Regions from separate parts of the Mus musculus genome. Here regions 1 and 3 are each linked to region 2. The links are chromatin loops, found by intact Hi-C in ENCODE. Cell type or tissue: heart. All regions are shown on one strand. Region 1 has its middle 31 kb from the start of Gm4610. Region 2 has its middle 9.0 kb from the start of Gm40139. Region 3 holds the start of Bcar3 (breast cancer anti-estrogen resistance 3).

Region 1 (8,000 bases), 49 kb before region 2:
TGCTGGCTGCACTCAGGCTTCATGGCTGAGGCTGGAGCGCTGGATGATACAACTAAAAATAGAAACTGGATCAGACCAAGGATTCTTATATGCCATGATACAGTCTGAATCTTTTTTTCTACAGAATCTTCTGGAACTGGTCAGAATGCAAATTCCTGACCTTTTCCCTTCGTCCATAAATCAGAAAGTTTGGATTCTAAAAGGCTTCTCTGTAGGCCAGTGGTTCCCAGCCTTCCTAATGCTGTGACATTTAACACAATTCCTCACGTTGTGGTGACCCCAACCATAAAATATTTTGTTGCTACTTCATAACTGTAATTTTGCTACTGCTGTGAATTGTAATGTAAACAGCTGGCATGCAGGATATCTGCTAATCCCTTGAAAGGATTGTTCAACCCTTCCTTGGGGGGTTGTGACTCGAAGGTTGAGACCCTCTCCTCTTGACCCTTTTACACACTTAAGACTGAGAGCCGCTGCTGTCAGCTATATAGACACATTAGTATTTTGAAGTCAGGGAGACAGAGCTACAGGTGAATTTATTTTCCAGAAAGCAATGGACTGGAGAGGGCAAAGCCTTAACACAGATGCTCAATACAGAGTTTTCTGTGCTGTCCAGTGCTGGTGAGAGTCTCAACCAGGGAAATACCAGTATACTAGGCTAAGCAGTGTGTGCTTCCCCCTACACACACACACACACACACACACACACACACACACACACACACATACACTGCTTAGGAATTCACGTCTGTCTAGAACTTGAGAATGCAGGCTTCTGTGGCCACGGGCTTGTGCGGATGTTAACATGAGGTCACAGTGCATTAGGGCAAGCTTAATAGTGTCTTTGTGGCAGAGACAAGGAAATGTGGATGGAAGCAGACACTGAGAGATGTATAGAAAAGGAGTCATGTGCCAAAATAAAGCAGAATAAAACAAAAAGTCCACAAAAATGCCACTGGGGTCCTTTGTGTCGCCCAACAACTCTTGGGCATGGGGCCTGACCTGAAGTGTGATTGATATACCAGTGAAGTTTTGAGGTTTTGTTTTGCTTTTTTCTTTTTTAAATTGTGGTTGGGGGTTGTTTTGGTTTTGTGTCTGTGTCTGTGGTGTGTGTGTGTGTGTGTCTGTCTGTCTGTCTGTCTGTCTGTTTTACCTCCTTTTTTGTGTGTGTCTTATTTTTTAAAAGAAAAAGAACATAAAGCTGCTTGGGTAGGGAGGTGGGAGGACCCGTGAGGAGTTGGGGGAGGGAAAAACATCTTCAAAACATATCATATGACAATATTTTTAATTAAAATTAAAATATTATATTTAAAAAAAATCAAAGATGATGGGGCAAGTTGGGCAATTCGGTCACACGCCTTGGAGGGCCACATGGTGCCTCCTTCCAGGAGCAAGCAGAGACTGAGAGCATCTTCCCTCAGAGACTCCAGGAGTCAGCCTTGCTCATAGCTTGACACTTTCGAGCTTTTCTGGCTCTTGAGGTGTGAGACCAGATGTATTTGATGTGATTTGCCCTCCAGATGTTCATGGGGTGATAGGACCCTTGAAGAAGAACAGCTTTGTGGTAGGCTGCTAGGTCCCTGGAGACGCTGTTCTCCTAGAGTGAGTTCTCACAAGGGCAAGCTGTTATAATAGTGGAACCTGGCCAAGGTCTCCGTGGGGCTCCCTGTCTAGTCATGCTATGTCTTGCTGACACAGGTATTCTATTATGATAGCATCAATCCTTGGGTCTGCACCAGAGACCAAACCAATGGGGGTTACATGGTTTTTGAGCCTCCAAAACTGTAAGGTAAACAACACTTGTTTTCTTTATAAGGTTACCCAGCATCAGGTATTCCAGTCAGCATTGGGCAACAACATCAGACTACCACAATAAATTTCTGTTGCGTTAACTCATCGAGTTTGTGTTAATTTTTCTGAGGAAGCTCAAGAAAATTAAGGCAGTTTTATCAAGTGGCAAAATTCGGAAGACATCAGACTGGGTAGAAAGTAAAGTGTGAGCAGTGACCACTCGGAAGCTTAGAGTGTGAGGTCAGTGATGTGGCTGTACAGAGTATAGGGCATATATTTGAATTAAAAAGACTGGAATTTAGTTTAAACTTTGGCACCCACCTATGATAAGACTGTAGCATCTTAGTTTCCTTGACTTCAAAGTAGGGACAAGATGGATGACCTTAGAGTAGTAAGCAGACTGAATGATATCCTTTAAGGAAATCTGCTCATTTCCAAACATGGAAATTAAGAACTGAAATACAGAAAAACTTATCTAACAGGCATCCCCAAGCCATAATCACAACCTTAACCCACCAAGAGCCCACCCTGTAGGCCTGCAGGCTGCCAACGGAGTGAAACTTGGGCTTGAGCTCAGCCTCCTCCTCCTCCTCCTCCTCCTCCTCCTCCTCCTCCTCCTCCTCCTCCTCCTCCTCCTCCTCCCCCTGCTGGTACCAGCACCAAGGATGAGCTGAGCCAGGAAGGAATGCACTGGGGCTAAGCAGAGCTGGCCTCGGGTCAGAGATGAGGCTGCCAGGCACCAGATCTCTCACAGTGGTTAGCAGCTTCTCCAACGGTGCCAGTGAAGTGTACCTCTGCAGGGTTGGGCTGGGCAGGGTAGATCAGCAGCTAAGTGCAAACAGCCTGGTGAGCTCTGCTGGAGTCTGGAGTTATGTGCAGCTGTGAAGAGCCAGTCCTGGTCCCAGGTTGGGAGAGGTAGAGGGAGAGTAGCCACCCAAGGTGGCAGACTAGATGCAGACTTTCTGGTCAAGTTGAAACTTAAGACAACAGAGAATTCCTATTCGAAGTAACTATTGAAAAGGTCATATTTATACTAAAACATAATTCATTGTTGAACTGAAATTTGAATTTGACTCATATCCTGTGTCTTTGTTTGCTAAGTCTGATGACCTTAGGATCCTTCAGATCAAGGAAGCTTAACTTGGGAGCCAAGTCAGAAAGCAGAGCCTCTAGAGAAGGTGTGTGTGTGCGTGTGCATGTGCGTGTGCGCGTGCGCGTGCGCGTGCGTGTGTGTGTGTGTGTGTGTGTGTGTGTGTGTGTGTGTGTCAGAGCTTTGGTTTTTCTGAAGGCATGCTTTTCTTGAAAGGGTGGGCTTGGACCAGGTCCTACCTCCACCCTCCTTGTCCAACCTTGAACACTATTGCACACTCTTCCTCCTCTATTTGCATGAACTAGTCTTCTTGTTTCTGGTCTCTGAGTCTCTAGCTGTACCACTGGGCTATAAACATGGACTCCCCTAGAAATTGTCGTCTCTGGGTAGCCTGGCTTCATGCCAAGCTCAAGTGATCTTCGCTCCAGTTAGAAGGGTACATTCGGCCTTAGTGCGGTTGTGAGATGAAATCACCTGCACCCAGGGAAGGGGAGAAGTTAGGGGTACGCTTAGAAGCAAGCACAAACCGCTGAGTTAATACATACACACCTACATGTTCTGATCGCCCGGAGTTAAGGTTCTCTGGAGTTTTATAAACCCTGTAATGACTTGCTAAAATCTTGATAGTTGGATCTCATGATGCAATATTTTAATATTCAAAGATATAAATGACTTAAGAGGTACACTGTGTAATTTCTCTGACCCGGTTAACCTTGCCTATGGAACATGAGCCTCTCTGAGCCCATGGCAGAGCTGGCTCCATCGGTGTGTGATAAGCTGCATCAAGCATAAGCCCCTGAGCTCAGAAGGACCCTACAACTGGTTTAATGCTATACTGTTGCCACCTTGCAGCTCCTAATAACTTCTGAACCAGGGGCCTAGCGACTGGACACCTAGTTCTATAAACCCTGTCCTTGGCCCTGTCCTGAGGGCATAGGATGTGTCTAAAGTGTGAGTGTAGCACAGTACAATGCCAGCCTCAAGAGCCTTTGTGACAGAGACATGAGAGGTAACACTAGGAAGTGCTGCCATTGGAGAAGTCAGGTCACCCCGGAAGGTATCATCCCACTACCACATGCTGGCAGAGTCACAAATGAGGCACACTAGGCCAGGACAGTCACCATGTCCAAAGAGATGCCCTTTTGCCCAGACAGGTATAATCAGCACAAAGCTTAGGGGCCTATTGTGGTGATGGAACCTTCTAGCCACAAACTGGGCCATCCAGTTTAATCCCATAGGGAACAGTGTCTCCCTCACCCACCTCTCCACCAGCCTATTGTGGGTGATCCTCGCTCAAGTCTGAGCTTGTTAATGGGCTGTAGGGGAGACCTGCGGTTCCCATCAAGGTTCAGGGGACCCCAATCAGAAGGTGTCCCTGGGCTGATCTGATCTTCCCGCTCAGCGTTATTTTCTTACCTTTGTCTTTTTGCTCAACCCTCCCCTCCCCCTACACTCTGGGCCTATCCTCTTCCAGCCCCCAAGCCCTTGATTGGATTTCCACAGGACTGGTGGCTAAGCAGAGCGGAGGTCAGGAAGAGGGCAGCCTTTCCCACCCTTTTTGTTCTGGTCCAGTGGCCTAGCCTAACATCTTTGCTATCTTAGGCCATAGGCAGGAGGGACCAGCTGTCACAGCCAAGAAGCCAATGGGAAAATCAGCACAGCCTGGTTTTTTTGTTTGTTTCTAATAGGAAGTCAGGAATTACCCCCGGAGTACTGGCTGTGTTTCCAGCTGTGTTTCCAGCCGTGTGCCTGCTGACTTCCACATCCTCTGCCTCTGGCTAGCTGGATAACTACAGAGGAGCACAAGTCTGCTTGGCTCAACGCCTGCCTGTCTTCGCTCTGTAGTGCTTGGGTCAGAACACATGGATTTGAAGCATGACTCTGACACCTGTTAACTCCGTGACTATGAGGGTGTTACTTAGCCTTTCTGTGCCTGGGTTGTTTTATCAATAGAAAGATGATGAAAGTGTCTACTTCACAAAAGGGTGAAGATTAACTAAACCCACACCTACCGCCTGGCACATAGCAAGTATACAACAACAGGTCGCTATTGTCTTATTCTTAAAGGTAGCCCTCTCGGTCACACTCTAAGTGGTACTCAACCTGTGGGTCATGACCCTTTCAGGAATTGAACACCCCTTTCACAGGGTTCCCATATCAGATATCCTGAATATAAGATATTTATACTATGATTCATAACAGTCACAAAACTATAGCTATGAAGTAGCAATAAAGACAAGTCTATGGTTGGGGGTGGTCACCGTAACATGAGGAGTTGTATTAAACGGGGTGCTGGAAAGGTTGAGAATTAGTGGTCTCAGGGGTGCCTCTGGGCAGATTTGAAAACTAACTTGCTGAGGTGATACAGATATTAAGTGATAGAGTCCAGATTTGAATTGGAACCCGGATAGCTTCCCGAATCACATCATATACCGTGGTCTAGGGAGAAGTGCTGACTCAGCACCTCTTACCAGCATTTCTGACCTTTTATCATCCTTTCGGTTCACCCAGGGTACCAGCCGTGAGGGTGTGGTTGATGCAACCTGTGCCAATGAAGACATCTTTCTGAAAAAGCAATGTGGCAGCTTGAAGATTTTTGCGGAGAGAAGAGTCTGAGTGAGGGACATCACACTTGCTGGGCTGTGGCCCGTCCTCTGTTATCCCCTGGGCTCTACGGTAACTTCCATAGATCAGGGTGGAGCCTGGGAAGAAGGCAAAGGCTGCAGTTTTAGGCTGTATGAGGGGCCTTGGGTGGGGTGCTAATTGTTCCTAATAATTCCCCAGGTCTCAGTTAAGTCTCAGTTAAGTGTTCCTGTGTGGGCTGTGATTGAAACCAGTACTCTCGGGGACTCAGCCTCACTTCTCGCCATCTGCCAGGTTCTATCATCTCCCGGTCACTTGAGCATCTGGGTCTGTTCAAAATGGAATTTACACCTAAGAGAGGCAGTTCATTACCCACACGGATTCCATGCCTGTCTTTGTCCTTGCCTAAGCTAAATGGATCTGAGAACACGCTCACTGGCACTAAGTCTCTTGCATTTAGACGCTGGCAGGAACTGTGCGCTTCTGCTGAAGTACACTGTTTTACAAGTTGAAACAAGGGAGTTTTTGTAAGCCTACTATTTAGAAAACAAACAAATACAACCCACATACAGCTATTTCAGAAATGCTACCACCCAGGAAAGAAACCCTTCTGCCAAAATGCCACCATATAAAGAAAGTGATTGAAGGGACACCATGAAATGCCACCTCCTTCCTATTGAGACTTGGAAAGAAAAGAAATAGTCTGCGTAACTTTGCAAACATCTTTCCTAACCATTCATCCTTTTAAAAACATACAATGTATTTTATTGAATCATATAATGCTACATTTCTTTATCTAATATTAATAAAGTTACTTAATCACTTCTGTAGCAAGAACTTTTGAGGAGACTGGGGAGATAGCTTGGTCAGTAACATTCTTAGTGTGCAAGCTAAGGGTCTAAATCCAACTCTCAGAACATGTGTTAAAACTGCTGATGTGGGAACGCCCACTTGTGGCCCCAGCAGTTGGAAGAGACAGGAGGGACCTGGGGGTTGCTGGCTACCTGGCCTTGCCTACTTGGTAAGCTCTATGCCAGTGAAGTGGCTTCCAGAGCCAAAGTAGATCGTTCCGGAGAATGACACCCAAGGTGTCCTCTGGCCCGTGTGGCATGTGCCCACATACATGTACCCAACTTCACATATGAATACACACATACGACAATTAAAACCTTTAGGATAGTGATAAATTGAAAAAGAAAAGGGATTTCTGGATTGGCTATTAGAAGACCCATGTTCTTAACTTGAATATTTCTGAGTACAAAAGTGAATAACTTCAAAACTCAGTGGACAAAGGCTATACTAATAGTCTATTCTCTCTCACAGTGTCTGTGGCCGGGAATTTGGTTCTGGCTCATGAGGGTGATGGAACAAGTTAGCTAGAGCTGCAGCCATCTGCATCTGTTCCCACGAGGACCATGCTCACTTCATGGGGAAACTGACATCAGGGACCCTCAGGTCATCTCTAAATCAGTCTCTCCACAGACGCAAGCACATCCTTAAAGCAGAGGGTTGTTATCCCCCAGGACAATCTGATAGACCGTCCACAACACCATCAGTCACTTCCACTCTCCCCTCCTCTCTGCCATACTGATATGGTCCCACAGGCCAGGTGTAACTCAGTGTGCTGGGGAGATTGTATGGATTGTGGCTAGAAGACAATAAGCCATGGCAGCCACCTTATGGGCTCTCAAACTAACCGGTTCTGGGGTAGTTTCTGCTATGGTTTGAATATGTCCTCAAAGAGTCACCTGTTGGTGAACTGTGGACGTAGCTCAGTGACAGAGCCTACCCTTGCCCAGCAAGAGTCTAGGTTCATGTGTTGGAAATACAATTTCCATATTTATATACTAATGGTATTGGAGGTGGAACTTTGAGAAGTAATTAACATTGGATGGGCTCCTGTAATGGCACAAGTGGCTTTATAAGAAGAGACATAGGGGCTGGAGAGATAGCTCAGCAGTTAAGAGCACTGACTGCTCTTCCAGAGGTCCTGAGTTCAATTCCCAGCAACGACATGGTAGCTCACAACCATCTGTGATGAGATCTGATGCCCTCTCTGGTGTGTCTGAAGGCAGCCACAGAATACTCATACACATAAAATAAATAGATATTTAAAAAAGAAGAAGAGACATGAGCTGGTCTGTTTCACCATGTGATGCCCCGCTGTATTGTAAGTAGCAATAAAGCTCTCACTAGATGCTCTATGTAGGTCATGCTCTTGGACTGCCCAGCTTTCAGAGCCATAAGCCAAGTAAACTACCTCTGTGTTGTTGGTTTGTAATATAGTCTTGTTATATAGTCAGGCTGACCTTGAACTTGTGATCCTCCTGCGCTGGCCTCTGCAGTGCTGGGGTGACAGATGGACACCATCTTGTCCCGCCTATCTTCCACTCACTGCAAACTATCTGGCTTCGGTTATTGATATAACAGAAAATGAACTAAGACTCTCTTCTAGCTTCTTTCTTTGCTATGCTAAAATACTGTGACCAAAAGCATCTTGTAGGGAAAAGGTTTCTTCCCCAGCTTGCATTTGAGG
Region 2 (8,000 bases):
TCCCAGGTCTTCAGGAGACCTGTGCTCCACCCCAGGAACTTCTAACAGGACCAGCGTGGGAAGAGTTGGAATGGAGCAGCTGGACCGTTCTGGAACTTTAGCACATCATTTGTCCCTGTTCTTCAGATGAGCAGTGTGCCGTCGGTACCCTTTAAACAGAAAGTGTCTACACGGTGGTCTTTTCCAAAGAAAAAGCAGATAGAAAGGAAGAGAGAGAGAGAGAGAGAGAGAGAGAGGGAGGGAGAGAGAGAGAGAGAGCACAAAAGCCAAATATCGCTCTTATTATTTTCCACGGTAGGACGGGAAGCTATTCTTTCTAAATCAGGGCTGGTTGGGGGCTGTGGCAAACAGAGAACTTCTGGATGGGATCACCCATGCACACCTCATCTCCAGTCTACAGATGATCCGAGGAGACCTCACTAATGTATCCAGTCTTCTGATACAGAAGTCGCAAACCCACAATCTTTAAATAGTGTGTCAGCTAAACAATCATGTACATGAGCCACCTCTGGATACGTAGAAAGAACGATAGCTACATCCTAGGGCTGCAAAGTGAATACATTGAAATACGATCTACAATAATTAATTTGTGAATATATACATAGTGAAAAATCTATAAACATGATACAAAATAAGTCTAGTGAAAACCAGTGCTCCCAAGGATGGGTGAAATAGTATCTTCCATCCCTTGTGCTACGTTTAAAACTTCACGACAAAACACCTTCTAGGGGCTGGTGAGATGGCTCAGTGGGTAAGAGCACCCGACTGCTCTTCTGAAGGTCCGAAGTTCAAATCCCAGCAACCACATGGTGGCTCACAACCACCCGTAATGAGATCTGATGCCCTCTTCTGGTGTATCTGAAGACAACTACAGTGTACTTACATATAATAAATAAATAAATCTTTAAAAAAAAAAAAAAAAAAAAACACCTTCTATCAGGTGATGGGGGCTGCTTCTCCTCCCCTTGAACCCGAATGGGATTTTATCATTTCCCAAAGCCACGGCTTTAGGAAATGGTGCTAAATCCCCTCTGCACATGGGCTGTAAATAAGTCACAGGGCTCTACCTTGTTCCTGTATTCCCGTGGCACAGAAGTGAGCTGGCTTCCCGGTAGTAGGAAGACAGCAGGAAGCAAATGGGTTGCTAGATTAGTAAATGGTGTCTTATTTCAGAACGTGGCATTAACTAACACAAGTAATCGGAGCAAAAACACTTAAAATCTGCCTCAGAACAGGAATAAGAGTGGCAAAGCATGGGGCATTAGCATGTTATGCTAATTCGTCATTAAGAGGTCTTTGCTAGTTATATCACTTTATACTATTTGCATATATTAACAACTGCTTCATTAATGGGGCACTTAATTCCACAGTAAGGAGAATTAAGATTAGAATATACTTGTTGCAGGATAAAATATGAAATGTAAAATAGCAGAATTAAAATGAAGTGGGAATTATACGTTATCTCTAGGTCCTTGGATAACATATTCTTTTACAGATGTATATATGTATATGTGTATATGTGTGTATATATATATATGTATATGTAATCTTCAACAGCAATACTTCTGTAATCAAAATAATTCTGGAATATTAGCCCCTTATGTTTCTCTAAGGACATAGGCAAAGTATTGCATATAGTTAAGGTAGTTGTTATGCCTACCCCTCCCCAGAGCGTACACCCCTCCAAGTCAGATCACCCAGAAGTCAGTGTGAGGAAACCTTAGGCTTCCTGCATAGCTTCAAAACTCTGTCTAAAATCCTCATCTCCCTTCAACATCAGCCTCTCTGGTCAGCAGCTATGAATGTCAATCACCACGACAGACACCTGAGAGAAAGCCTTTCTGAGGAGGATGCATCCATTGGCCTTGTGGTTTCAGAGAGCCCGGGCCCGTAGACAGCTTCTCTGAGACAATGGTGAGACGGACCCTCGTGGCTAAAGGATGCCGCTGAGGAACACTGTTGGACAGAAGGCAGGAAGAGAGAGACAGAGATGGGATTAGGTAAGTGGCATTGTCTCTCCAGGGTGTGACCTCCACGACCTTTTCCTCCAGCTAGCTCCACCTCCCAATAACGTCATTATATTATGAACCCACAAGGGGATTGACTGAGCCACTGTTTAGGTCAGAGCCCTGAAGAGCCAATCACTACTCTTTTTAACATGGGGTCTCACTATATAGCTGAGGCTATGACTCACATTTGCTTAACATATGGGAGGCCCTAGTTTGATTCCCTGTCACGTATACATATGTATGTGTATGTGTATATGTATAGGGATTATCTTTCCAAACTTGAATATCCCACACCTCCTTTGGTGGTATCAGAGGACAGGAGTCTTTAAGAAAACAAGGAACTCTTTGTAGAGCTCAGCTCCCTCTTAGCTACAGTGCTTAACCACTCTTCTTTCCATGACTCACGGACAGGACAGTCCCTTTCCTCCGGCCCTTATCTCACTGGAGCCTAGGGCCTGGATCTCCTATCTCGTTTCCCCTCCCCCTGGCCAGCTTTCGCAGCTCTACCAGGTCTTTTGAAGGTGCTGCCTCTGGTCACGTCTCCTTTAGTCTCACTCTGTCCCAGCAATAGCAGCCTCCCTGCCTCACCCCCTGCCTTTCTTCTCATTATTTCCCTAGAGAACTCAGAGGAGGAGCTTGGACCAGCTGGGCTTCGCTTGTGCATTCCGCTCCTCTCTCAAGGAACTTCCTCTATCCCATGCCCTCCTGATCTCAGTTTGAGTTCATTCATCCATGATGTTGTCCGGTCCAAAGAACCACTGTGCACCCCAAAGTAGCCCCAGTTTCCCTTGGATCTCTTAGAATACTTTTTAAAAAAAGATTTATTGATTTTATGTATAAGAGTACACTGTAGCTGTCTTCGGACACACCAGAAGAGGGCATCAGATCCCACTACAGATGGTTGTGAGCCACCATGTGGTTGCTGGGAATTGAACTCAGGACCTCTGGAAGAGCAGTCAGTGCTCTTAACTGCTGAGCCAGCCCTCCAGCCCTCCGGCCCTCCAACCCCTCTTAAAATACTTTTTCATGTGCAGTTTTAGCCATGGTGGAAAGACCTACAGATGGCCAGGATGGTCGTGTCCTATGCCATTGCAACTGTGTGTGGTCCAATCGGGTGGCTTGTTAGAGATGTAAGTACTTGACTTGCATATCCCAAGCCTGTGTGAACCAGAATCCTGTAGGTGGGAGAGGTCACCCTTAGGCTCTGCCTCCTCTCCAGTATACCTTGGGCTCTCCCTATCCTGGGTCCTCTCTAGTAGCTTCTCCTCACGGCATCATTTTCCTGTTAATATTTGACTATGTACATCACCCATGCTCAGATCCTAGGAGCCGGATGTTCTGGAAGGACTAACCCAGAAAGCAGTAAGTAGCGGCTTTACCCACGCTAAGGAATGCTTCTGTTCTCTGCTGCACAGACCTTGGAGCGCTCCCTCTGTCCCATTCCCTTGCTCCAGATTGCTTTTTTTGGGCAAGGTCCCTGCTCTCCTGCCAAGTACAGGCGTGTGTTGCATTCACAAACATGTGCAGTGAAGGTCGCCTGCTTGTCTGGTGGTTCAGATAAGCTTTGCACACAGGTGCCCTGGCCAGCCCAGGGCAAAGGTCAGTGCTCTGCAGAGGGCCAAAGCCACACTTTCCTAAGAGGCCCCTCTGTACTCCCTAACCCACTGAGGGAACTTTAGACCTCAAATCAGGTAGGAAGGCTCTTCCGGAATAAGATGTGCATGTGTGTGTCTTTTATTTGGATATAAGTTTGAAGTTACGGAAAAGTCGTAAGTACAGCATGTGGAATTCCCATCCACTCTACCTAGGTTCACATTTTACCTACATCTGTTTCTATTATGACTTTTATTCTTGGGTGGGGGTGGGAAGGTATCATTCAAAAACAGGTTAAGGACATTATGCCCATTTCCCCCTAAATTATTTTGAGAGAAACATGTCAAAACACAGCACAGTTAACAACTTTGAAAAGCATAATATTGACACAATTTATCTAACCCACAGTCCAAATTAAGATGCTATCAACCACCTTAATATTTCTTATGTCTATGGCTTTTTCCCACCCAAGGACCCATTCAAATCATTCATTCGTTTGTTCACTCGTTCGTTCATTCATTATATCTAGTTGTTCCATCTCTTTAATCTTCATAAACATGGAACTGCTATTTTTTAATTCTTTGACCCTTGCTATTTTTGAAGGCTATCAGATGGTTGCTTAGTAGACTGATCTTTTACCTGGTATTTCAGGATTCAGTTTAGGTAAGCATTCTCTGAGAGGAAAAAAATCACCAAGGTAGCATTTTATCTGGTGAGAAAGCTCCTGCCTGCCCTCTGAACCAATACTAGCAGAGTTACCATTGCTCTCTACAAAGACTGCAAACAACCACTTTGTGGAGGGTGCCCTCTGCTGGCCATTTCTAGCACTGCAGCTGTAAACTTCCAACAACAACCCTGGACACAGGGTTGCGTGACCCTGGGAATTATTCCTCCTTATTAACTTTGATTCCCTCACTGATAGAATGGGGGACATCGGTGTCTTCTCTGCTTCTCTTACAAATTGCAAGGTGGTTGAGTGTGAAAGAGATTTACAAAGATGGTCAGGTGTCTCATATTCAAGCTTACGTTCTTGCTGGCTCCTATGACTTTTCTATAGGCTCAGATTAATGGTCCCTAGAGTGCCAAACCTGCTCTTCGTGATTCCCACTCACTACCTGAAAACCCTCCAATGGTGTTGGGCTCTATGGACATCATGATAAGCGCCATATCCCTGCTGAAGAATCCATGGACACAGGTCAAGGACATAGTGAACTGGCTTTCAGTGTGTCTGTCCGAGCAGGACCACTGCTGGCCTGTGTACCAGCCACTATAGCCTGTGTTCACTGGGGTCACAGCCCTTGCTCTTCCCAGGTGGTAAGAGCAAAGGCACAAACCCTCTGACACCCACCAAACATATCCTCTCAATAGGAATTGTCCCCAGCGTTTTCAATGGCACTGTAGGAATCTGTTTACAAGATGAGTAAAAATTCTCTTTATCCCGACTTTAGGTTTTTTGTCCATATTTTCTTCGCCCCCTTCTCAGAAGCCTAGGTCTCTGTCCACACAAGTTCTCCTTGGTGCCTTTCTTCCCTACTTTATTTTTTATTTTATTTTATTTGGGTTTCGAGACAGGGTTTCTCTGTGTAGCCCTGGCTGTCCTGGAACTCACTTTATAGACCAGGCTGGCTTCGAACTTAGAAATCCGCCTGCCTCTGCCTCCCGAGTGCTGGGATTAAAGGCGTGCGCCACCACGACCGGCTTTTTTCTTCCATACTTTTTTTTTGTTGTTGTTGTTTTTTGTTTTTTGTTTTTCGAGACAGGGTTTCTCTGTATAGCTCTGGCTGTCCTGGAACTCACTTTGTAGACCAGGCTGGCCTCGAACTCAGAGATCCACCTGCCTCTGCCTCTGCCTCCCGAGTGCTGGGATTAAAGGCGTGCGCCACCACACCCGGCATACTTTTAATAACTATTTATGGAACACTCGCTATGCTCCAGGCACTGCGTTGGGCTATATATGTGCTTACCCCCTTATCCCCTCCCCCCGCCCCGTGCCTCCTGAGGGGAAGGCGGGGATGGGGGTGGGGTGGGGGTGGTCCTGCTGTGCTTCTCAGGCATTCTTACCTCCTCCCAGGAGGCCCAGAGCCGCCTCCTCCTCCTCCTCCTCCTCCTCCTCCTCCTCCTCCTCCTCCTCCTCCTCCTCCTCCTCCTCGCTGTTTATTTCCTGCTCTCTTAGGACACGAGAGAGATTTATCCAGGGAGCTCCGAGAAGTAGAAATCAGTAGATTTAAGAAAGAGTGAATCTACTTCTCAACACAGACATAACCGCCTATAGAAGGGGGTGGTGTCTGTTTTTCATCTCAATTTTACCTCCAAAACAGAAGCATCTAGAGTAGTGATCTTGACCTATTTTTCCCCCCTAGGGGTCCTTCATGTTTTAGGGACCTTGGCATTCTCAAGACCTTGCGGAAGCACATGGACTTAGTGACGTGAGATGTTCACGGGGTCTTAACACACCGTGGGAAGTCAGTGGGAAGTGTGGAATATCTGTAAGCCTCACCCTGTAACTTTGGAGCCATGGGAGGATGCGAGAGGGCAGCTTGGCTGGGTGGGAAAGTAGCCTGGGCAGCAGACTGGCAAGGACTACACAGCAACCAGACGGAAGCCACTCCTCATCCACCTGTGGGATTCCAAGGTCAGGTTCAGGCTGCCTCCAAGGTATCCTCTGAGAAAATGAAACAGGATTTGACAGGGTGGGGAGATACCTAGGGGCCCCACACTCTCAGAGAAGGGGGTTGGAGGGACTCTTTGTGAAGGGGGCTGAGAAGGGAGGCAGTGTTCCGGGATCTAAATAAATTAATATATTAATTAATTTTTTAAAATCCAAGAAGTATAGTTATGAAAAAAAAATTTTTTTTTTTTGGCTCTTGAAAGTATTTTACTTCAGATTGAAAAATGAACAGCTTGCGCACTGCTCATTCCAGATACACAGTATTCACGAATACAATGCTGGTCATCTGGGGAAATGTATACACACCCCAATTCTCCTTCATGCTGAAAAAATCAAATTTTAATAAAAGAAAAGTAGGGGAAAACCACTGTTTCTCAAAAACTAAGTGGATGCAGAACACGGCAGGTTGTCCTTTTAAGGAAGCGTTGAACGGCCATTTTGGTTTGTTGGTGATGTTGGAGGTTGACATGGTTTCTCTTACACACTAAGAAAGCAGTGTACACTGAGTGACCCCTCTTGGCCCTGGCAGCTATTTGGGAAAGTATAGGAGAACATTCCATGAGAGTAAGGACTGTGTTGTCTTAGTCCCTCCTGTGAACCCAGAATCTAGTGTCCTATCTGGCCCTAGACTATCTAGCAGACACTTGTATTAGTCACAATGGACACACGCCATGATCTCGTTTCTTCTATTATGGTGGCATAAGGTCCCTGAGAAGCTGAGAGAATACTTTTGTGTATTTTCCCAGTAGTTTCCCCCAGGTAATAGTTTAAAATTATGTTGTAGTTTCTAGCTTTACTTTCATGAGTGAGTGATTCATAAAGCCATTTGGAAATGAAAACTGGGTCAGCAGGCAATTGCTGGTCACACTGAAGGCGGTTCAGCTATGGCCCAAGCTCAAGACAGTCATCATGGTACCAAGATCTCGAGGAATCCAACAAAAACAAAGACAGAATCAAGCACCCCAACTATCTAAGCTGTAATTATAAAAACAGGTACCAACCTGTATTTTACCAAAGTTCTGAAATTGCCTTCAGGTGAGCAAACAGAAGAAACCAAAAGTATGAAGAGCCATAGACAAAAGAGACACTCACAAGAACAGAACTAGCTTGTCTGTCTTGAGCATCCCAGGGCGGCGCCTTCCTGAATTGCTCCACAGCCATCCCCTCTCCCTGGTCCCTGCATATCCGGCTAAAGCAGCAGGTGTGCCAACAGGAACCCCTGCCGCTGCTTTGTGGTATCCACCCGCGGCTTCCTGCATAGGTTCTGTGAGGCTGACTTTGCCTGCATGTGAGTGGGCATGGTGACTGTCACTACCCTCTGATGCTAGAGGCTCTTGATGTGAGGCCTCTCTCATTCTCCCTCCCTCCTTTCTTCCCTCCCTCCTCTTTCCCTCTCTTCCCCTCTCTCTCCCTCCTTTTTCCCCCTTCCCTCAGTTATTTTACAGATAAAGCCAGGGAGATTGAGAGGAGAGGAGTCTGAAATCAGGCTGCCTCTGCAGTCGGCTCCATGAGGGCTCGGGTCTTCCCTAGCGATAGTTGGAATCTTCTTCCTCTTCCTTTTTCCTTCTCTACCTGACTCTTGGGTACTGCCTATGCCTAGTTCAAGACAGACACCCTTCAATACACACTACAGACTTTCTTCCTCCTGCTCTTCAAAGTCCTTTACTATTTCGCTCTGCTCCGATCCTCAGCCATCTTCCATCCTCCATCCTCCCATCCTCCATCCTCAT
Region 3 (8,000 bases), 110 kb before region 2:
CGGGAAGACAGCATGATGCTACTATGCACAAGAGGTTTCAGAAGGGATCCATGCAGGAGGAAGATAAGCTCACCAAGTGGAACTGTGTGTGAGGTACCAGGGGGCAGTTCAGTGTAGACAGAGGTTAGAGTCCGTTATGTGAGACGTGGTTCCAGAAGGAGTCACCAACATGGAGGGCATAGGTCAGAGCACTTAGTAGTACCGCCTATGATAGTGGATGTGAAAGTATCGCCCACACTACCAGGAACCACCAACAGAACATGGACTGCATCCCTACCTCTCACCATGGCTGCCTCAAGCCTGTCGGGACCAAAGTAGAGAAGAAGTTCTGAAAACACAGAAACCCATGGCTCAGCCAGGTTGTGTGTAAAAATCCTATACGGATTATTTACTGTGAGGCTCAACCACAGCCCAGATGCTAAAATCGGAATCTCTGTGGGGAAGACACCGCATCAGCATTTTTAAAGCTCTATGGCACTGCCCAGTCTTGACCCAGGATTGAGAAGACAGCATTGGAGGATTCTCTTGGGTAGCAAGCATCTTTCACTTAAATTGTCTACCTGGGTAACAGAATCAAATGATGCAAGGCCTCAAATATGGTGGACACTGTACTAGGTCTTCAAAATAAAAACAAAACCAAACAATATGAGGTGGCCTAGACCTTACAAGGTTAAATCTTTTATAGAGGAAGCTTACAGTAAGAATGAATGTTGGGGATTGGAGGGATGGCTCAGTAATTAAGAGCACTAGTCACTCTTCCAGAAGACCTAGATTCAAATCCCAACACCTACAAGGCAGCTCATGACTGTCTGCAACTCCAGTTCCAGGAGATCTGACACCTTCATACAGACATATATGCAGGCCAAACACCATTATGCACATAAAATTGTTAAAAAATAATTATTTTCTAAAAATACTCTTTTTACTCAGCATTTACTCTAATGCTGGTAGTACAATTTCATTTCCCCAGTTCAGAGGACTTGTGTTCATTCACTTGACTTTCTGTGAAGGCTTACAGGGCACTAAAAATGGAGCTATCATAGGGCCCTGCTCTCAGGAAGCCTAAAACTGAGGCGTACCGAGTCCAACAAAACCACATAAACACGACAATAAACCAGGCAACACCCAAGTTGTAAGTACCCCAAAGAATCCAAAACAGAACAAGAGTGACATGATAAATAAAGATGCTGGCTGGAGAAAAAGATAACTTTTTGATGATACGCTGGTCTGGGAGGGTCTTTCGCTTACAAGGACACGAGATCTAAGGGGAAAAAAGATAAGGGATCAGGCTCAGGAAGATCTGAAGGCAGCTCCAGCCAGGGGAAAGATTCCAGTGCAACCAGCCTGGGAATGAGTGGCTAGAGCGACTGCCCAGAGCTTTAGTCTTCTCTTGCAGATGCTTCTGTGCCAAGGCCGCTTGCCCCTACACACTTCTGTGTACCAGTTGGTCATCCGAAAAAAAAAAAGTATGACTCAGAATCAGGGTCCTGGAGCCAGTATTTACTGCTTCCAAGATCTACCCTGCCTCTGGCGTGGTAGCTATGAGGTCTGGGACACGTCACAGCACACTCTGACAGTCAGTGGGTCATTCGTGAAAGGTGTCAACGATCCTGTCTTCATGGATTGTTGTGGAAATTAAATGTGATCATAGGCATGAAGTTCATGACTTGCTTGCACAGCAAGCAATAGTATCTCCTCCAACCGTGCAGGAGCCAAGGCTGCCTAGATTGTTTACTGTGTCCCCACTGAAGTGGGAGTTCACATAAAAAAAAGAACCTTGGAAGCTAGGGAGGCTGAGGAGGGAGATGTTTCAACCTACAACAGATATAAACACACCAAGCGCAGAGGACAAAGACACAAAAGGGCATAGACTCCAAGTGAACCGCCATGCTTTCAAACAAACACCAGTGAAAACTTTGACCATCCTCCTCTACTGTCAGATCCTGAAATAGATACAAAGGTCAGACGATCCAGTGATAGGAAAGTTTGAGAGTCTGGAACTCGGAGAGTGTGAGTGAACCTCATGACAAACTCCAGCAGCCTTGCCGCCTGCCTGCCTTCCTAGTTAACCGCTGAGCATTTGAAAAGTTTATGACCTCTGTCCAACTCACTTGTTCTACAAAGATGACCAAAACAATACTACAAAACCTGACGACCTTGCAAGCGGAGGCGGAGGTAGACTGCCCCACTTGCTTCGAGTTGTCTCTGTTTTCTGAAATGGGATATTTTCAAGTTACATTCACACATGGTAATCTAAGGAAGGGCCTTAAGAACTTGTATATTTCAAACTGGAAATGCCACTACCCCAGCTGCCCTCACCTAGGCCATGACAGAGAATTTGCAATTCAAACCTATACTTCTCTCATCTTCTTTGCAAAATCAGACAGTGAGGGCAGAGGAAACTATTCCACAGATAAAATTGGCTTATCCACTTAGAACTTGTGCTTGGCTTTAGGGACCTAGGGTGTCCTTTTGAAGTAACCTTATGAAGTCTAGCCAACCGATTGAAGTATGAATAATTCTTCCACGGATTGTATTTCAAGCAATAAAGTGAAGGATTGCCCGGGTAAGGTTCTTAAGAGTAGTACCCATCTGACAAAGCAGTCCTTTATCAATAGGAACTGAGATCTTTTGAACAGCACTTGTGAGTGAGTTGGTGTTTGGCGTGGTAAACTGTTTTCTTTATACTGGGGAGGCTTCCTGGCACACTCGCGGGTGGGCAAACGGCTTAGCCAGTGGGCCTCCCGAAGAGTGACGAAGCCCCCTTCAGGATCTCGCCTCCCCCCGGGGAAGCGGGGGGACCACACAGAATTAGATAATCAGCTTCCAAACTGACCTTCCCTGGGCCAACGTACTTGCCATAGAGAGGTCTGTGGAACCTTGGGAGATAAGAGTCAAGGTTTAAAAGACTCTCTGAACTCCGGGCTCTACTTTCCATCCCTAACTGCTGTAGGGAAAAACAAAACACAAAAACAAAAACTGAAAAAAAAAAAAAAAACTAGACTCGGGCTACTCCCCCTTTCACCTTGCCTCAAACAACCGTTAAACCTTAGTCCTGTGACGCGCTGCCCCACATCACCGGCTCGCTGCCTTTGCCACCTGCCCTTCAAAAAGAGTCTACACCTGATTAAAGTTTTTAAGTGGCCACAGGCTAAGCGAGTAAAGGAAGATGGGCTGCGACCCGTCCCTCCCTCCTTTTGCTTTCCCCTCTCCGACTCAGGGGGAAGCACACAACCAACTATTCATTCTTTCTCAACAAAGGGAAGGCGAGGGGAGGGAGATGTTGTCAACAGTTACTGGGCAGGCTCCTTCACTTTCTTTGCAAACTTCCCAAGAGATTAGTGGAGGAAAGCCTCGGGCTTCCAGCAGAGGCGTCTGGGCCAGCTCGTCTACCCAGCTTAGAGCGGCCTTGGGCAAAACCGAACTGGACTAGCAGGAGGGTTCGGAGGGGTCCAGAAACCAGCACCCGGGAAGATTCCGCCCCGGAGCCCAAGAGTAGATGGGGATGCTCGAGGCACATCACCACGCTCCACTCCCGAGAGTCCCGGGATCCGAGGACCCCCGAGGGCACAAGTCTCACCCTCCCTCCCCCGCCACACACACTTTGGTCACCCCCACTCCCACTCCCATGTCTAGTTTGCGGGGGCTCGGGGGTACAAACAGACGGGGGTTGCGCTCTTCCCCATGCCTAACTTTACTCTAAAGAACTTCTCAGTCCTGTTTCAGTCCGACCGAGGGAGCTCAGGAGGCTGAACAGGAACGCACGGGACACACTCACCTCCCCGCGCCGCGTTCGGAGTCCGGGATTGCGGTTCAGCGCCGGGCTGCTCTCACCTCACCGCAGCTGCTCTCGGAGCTCGGGCGGCTCATGGTCCGCGGGCGTCCGCCAAGAGGCTGGTGCGGCTGGCGGGTGTGCACGGCTGTCCCGCTCCGGCTGCTGCCTGGCCGGGCGGCTGCAGGCTCAGCTCTGAGCCGGCAGCGCGCTCTCTGGCCCTCAACTGGTGATTTGCGGCTTCGCGGCCCCACCCCGCCCAGCCGATTCGCCGGGCTGAGCCGAACCCCGGCGACTTTTACATTCGGTGACCTCGTCTGGCTCTCCTCCGCCCGGATTTGAGAGTTTTGACTCCCCCTTATCTTCCCCCGAGAAGCTAGACTTCAAGTGTAGCTCAACCTCTTCCTTACTGAACCTCACTCAACCGGACAGCCTCGCCTAATCCACTCCTCCCCCTTCCCGGCGTTATTTAATTACGCAGCAGATCCGCCCGCTCTGCAGACACCTGGCTGGCTTTCAATTTAAAAGGCTTTCATGGGACAAAGACCAAGGTAACCACAGCGAGCGAGCCGGGAACAGGCAAATCAATCACTCTCACACGTGCACGCAGAACTAGATGGCTTCGTGAACCTACATATGCTGTTTATCAAAACCTAGTTATAAAGTCATCTCTGCACTATCTGGTGGCTTGGTTTATGCCAAAGATTGCTGTGGTAACGGTGGGAGTACAGCACACAGTTCAATATATGATACCAGGTCATAGAATCATGATGCCCACCCCACCCCACACCCCAAATCAAATCCTGAGGACTTCAGATCTACATATAAAAGGTAAAACGGTAACACTAAAGAAATTATCAAACAGAAACCAAAAGCAAAACCAAACAACAAACAATAAAAAAAAAGGGCTGTAAAGATTCCTTAATTAAATACACGAAGCACTAACGCCAAAGGAAACCCGCTTGTTAACGTAATTGTCATTAAGAGCTCCTCTACGCAATTCATGCAGCCGATAAAGGAAATGTATAGAAACTATGTAAGGAACACCTTCGGATCAGATGGATAAGACAGAAGGCTCCACAGGGAACAGCCCAGGTATTTTTATTTACACAGTGTCCTGCTTTGCTTCTCTGTTGCTGAGATGAACGCTATGATCGAGAGCAGCTTCAGAAGTGTTTGTTTGTTACAAGGCATCATTGGGCGAAGCCAAGGCAGGAACTCAAGCAGAGGCAGTGAAGGGACAGAGCTCACTGGCTTGCTCTCCAAGGTTTCCTCAGCTTCTTTATGCAATCCGGGCCCACCTGCCCAGGGCTGGCACCACCCACAGTGGGTCGAGCCTTCCCACATCAAACGTTAATCAAGAAAATACCTCTCCCACATGCCCACATGCCCACAGGCCAATCCGATGGAGGTGATAGGTTCCCTCTTCCCAGGGGACTCTAGGTCAGTGGCTTTTTTTTTTTTTTTTTTTTTTGGTTTTTCAAGACAGGGTTTCTCTTGTAGCCCTGGCTGTCCTGGAGCTCACTTTGTAGACCAGGCTGTTCTTGAACTCAGAAATCCTCCTGCCTCTGCCTCCCGAGTGCTGGGATTAAAGGCATGTGCCACCATGCCCCCGGCAGGTAAGTGGGTTACAACCCCCTTGGGGGGTGGGGGTGAGGGGGCCTAAAGACTCTTTCACAGAGGTCACATATCAGATATCCTATATATACAGATATGATGTAAATACCAGGTATTTGCATCATGATTCATAACAGCAGCAACATTACAGTTATGAAGTAGCAACAAAAACAATTTTATGGCTGGGGGGAGGGGGTCACCACAGCCACTGTGTTAAAGCGGGAGAACCAGCCACTGTTCTAGAGTGTTCAGACTGACAAAATTAACCACCACAGACAGGCAACTGGATGGGCCAAGGAAAGCAAACAGGATATGTCTTTAAACGAATCAAAAGACTCTGCAGCTACAGAATGGCCAAAGTAAAAACATCCACAGACAGCTTTAACAACAAAGTATTAAAAAAACAAAAAGAAAAACAAAGACAAAAACAAAACAGTAAATTTGAGGAACTTTGTGTTTTTGAAAAAAAGAAAGAAAGACAGAAAGAAAAAGGAAAGTCTATCCGTTGATGCAGCACCATCGATGAACCATTATATTTGCATCTTGGGCATCCTGGGAAGAGCAGAGAAAGAGGCAGGGGAAGGAAATGTCCTGGATCTGAACTAAGAAAGGAACACCCTGACCCTTGGAGCCCAGAGAACTCCAACAGAATAAATACAACTACAAACTTTAAAAGCAGAGCCCTGACCTGTGCTCGGGTGCGTATTACCTTCACAATAACCCCGCTTAACCCTTCACCGATGTCACTGGTGAAAGGGCCACTGGTTTAGTTTTGCTTTGAAGTCGCCTTTAAAAGGTGACCTGGTTCCAGAACATTAAGTTTGTTCCAGTGGATTGTGAGTCCGAGCCGGCAGAAGACGTTATCGCACAATATTCAAAAGCTCTGGCCTTGTCTGTGGGTGCAAGCTCGTAAACAGCCACGTGTAACAGCAGAGTCACGACAGTAAACTCTCCCAAGACTGCACTACAGCAGTCACAATGCACTATCAGCTGACTGCAGGAACCCTGCTCAGCTCTGCTGAGCTCCAAGCTCCACTGGAGCAAAGACCTTTTATTTTGTTTACTGTTTTCTGACAAACAAACGGAGCTGACTGTAGGCTCACATGTCAACTGACTGGCCTCAAAGATGTGAATACCATTTCGTAAGACTTTACAGAGGCCTTTCATCTTTCTTTGTCAAGTTTTCTTTTCCCTTCAAACTATAAGAATGTTTTACTGATTAGAAGTTTCCCATTCATCTAGTGTGAATATGTGTGGATTATTATACAGTAACAGGAATTAGTAAGAGTGCAATTTAACGGAATGAAAGAGTAATATCAGTTTTGGTTAGTATTCACCTAAGCCACAATTAAAACTATGTGTCTCTTTCTGTCTCTCCCTGTCTCTGTGTCTCTCTGTCTCTGTCTTACACACCACTCACACACACACACACACAAACACACACAATTGTTCCTCACTACCCAAGTGAGGAAACACTCTAAGAAAACCCACAAACACCAAATCCATAGATGCTCAAGTCCCTTATAGAAAATGGTATGCTATTTACATATATCATCTGTGTGCTCCAAATCTTCTATAGCTTATATACCTAGTATAATGTAAATGTTATGTATATACCTAGGTTGTATTCCTAAGAGAATGACACATTCTCATTTATTTTATTAGCATATATTATATAAAATAATGAGCTTTATTATATTTTCATATGTGAATATAATAATCACATTCACCTCCCCCTTTAACCCTTTACTTTCCACTGGTCCCTCCTACTTCCCAACTACAGATTCTTTTTTCTAAAGACAGGGACTCATGTACTCCAGGCTGGCTTGGAGTTTACTATGTGAGATCCTGCCTCCCAGTCGGTGCTGGGGTTACTGGTGTGCACCACCGTGCCTGGTTTACACAAGATTGGGGATTGGATGCAGGGGTTTGTACGTGTCAGACAAGAAATCTCCCAGTGAGCACATCCTTAATGCATCCAGATGCATTTCTTTCTTAAATCTTAAAGGTTTACATATATTATGTATATGAAACCTTTGCCTGCATGTCTGTATGTGCACCGTGTTTATGTCTGGTGCTCTGATAGATCAGAAGAAAGCACTAGATTTCCTGAGCATTTCTCTTATTTCCAAGTCTCACCTGGAACAAAGAATACTGCAATGAATAAAACATGCAAGTTTATCCACGAAATAAATTTCCACAACTAGAAATTACTGATTCAAAGAGTATATGGTTTTTTTTAATTGTCATAAGTAATGGCAATTTGTTTTCCATAGGAATTATGTCAATTTACAAATGACAGAAAATGCCAGCCTGATCAGATGTTATTTATCTCTGGGATTTTCATCAACTTATCAAGTAAAATAAAAATTGAAGTAATTTCTAATTTGCATTTCTCTTATAAGAAATGAGGCTGCTTATATTTTCGTGTTTTCTTTTTTTTTTTTTTTTAAAGATTTATTTATTTATTATATGTAAGTACATTGTAGCTGTCCTCAGACACCCCAGAAGAGGGCATCAGATCTTGTTACAGATGGTTGTGAGCCACCATGTGGTTGCTGGGATTTGAACTCCAGACCTTCGGAAGAGCAGTCGGGTGCTCTTATCCACT

The links. Hi-C counts contacts between places; a loop is a spot of excess contacts. Peaks named below come from ENCODE experiments on the same cell type or tissue, not always from the same donor. Only the 100,000 strongest peaks of a DNase experiment are listed, where the experiment ranks them.
Region 1: a loop joins it to region 2, with 2.0 times the contacts of the local background. A loop is called at or near these places in 2 of 42 quality-filtered maps.
Region 3: a loop joins it to region 2, with 2.1 times the contacts of the local background. A loop is called at or near these places in 7 of 42 quality-filtered maps.

Annotation. Positions count from the first base shown.
Region 1 is chr3:122,357,491-122,365,490 of GRCm38, reverse strand. No RefSeq gene overlaps it. Among named protein-coding and RNA genes, the nearest start is that of Gm4610, 31 kb to the left of the region's middle. In heart, no CTCF peak of the experiment used is centred here; DNase peaks (open chromatin) are centred at 2,520 and 4,560; H3K27ac peaks cover 366 bases; H3K27me3 peaks cover 681 bases.
Region 2 is chr3:122,308,673-122,316,672 of GRCm38, reverse strand. No RefSeq gene overlaps it. Among named protein-coding and RNA genes, the nearest start is that of Gm40139, 9.0 kb to the left of the region's middle. In heart, a CTCF peak has its summit at 4,428 (motif pointing left); no DNase peak of the experiment used is centred here; H3K4me3 peaks cover 121 bases; H3K27ac peaks cover 501 bases; H3K27me3 peaks cover 4,609 bases.
Region 3 is chr3:122,415,962-122,423,961 of GRCm38, reverse strand. Bcar3 (breast cancer anti-estrogen resistance 3) reads right to left here and starts at 4,205. Exons shown (of 12, transcript NM_013867.3): 1 at 3,779-4,205. In heart, CTCF peaks have their summits at 3,350 and 4,017; DNase peaks (open chromatin) are centred at 3,291 and 4,141; H3K4me3 peaks cover 3,637 bases; H3K27ac peaks cover 2,809 bases; H3K27me3 peaks cover 1,967 bases.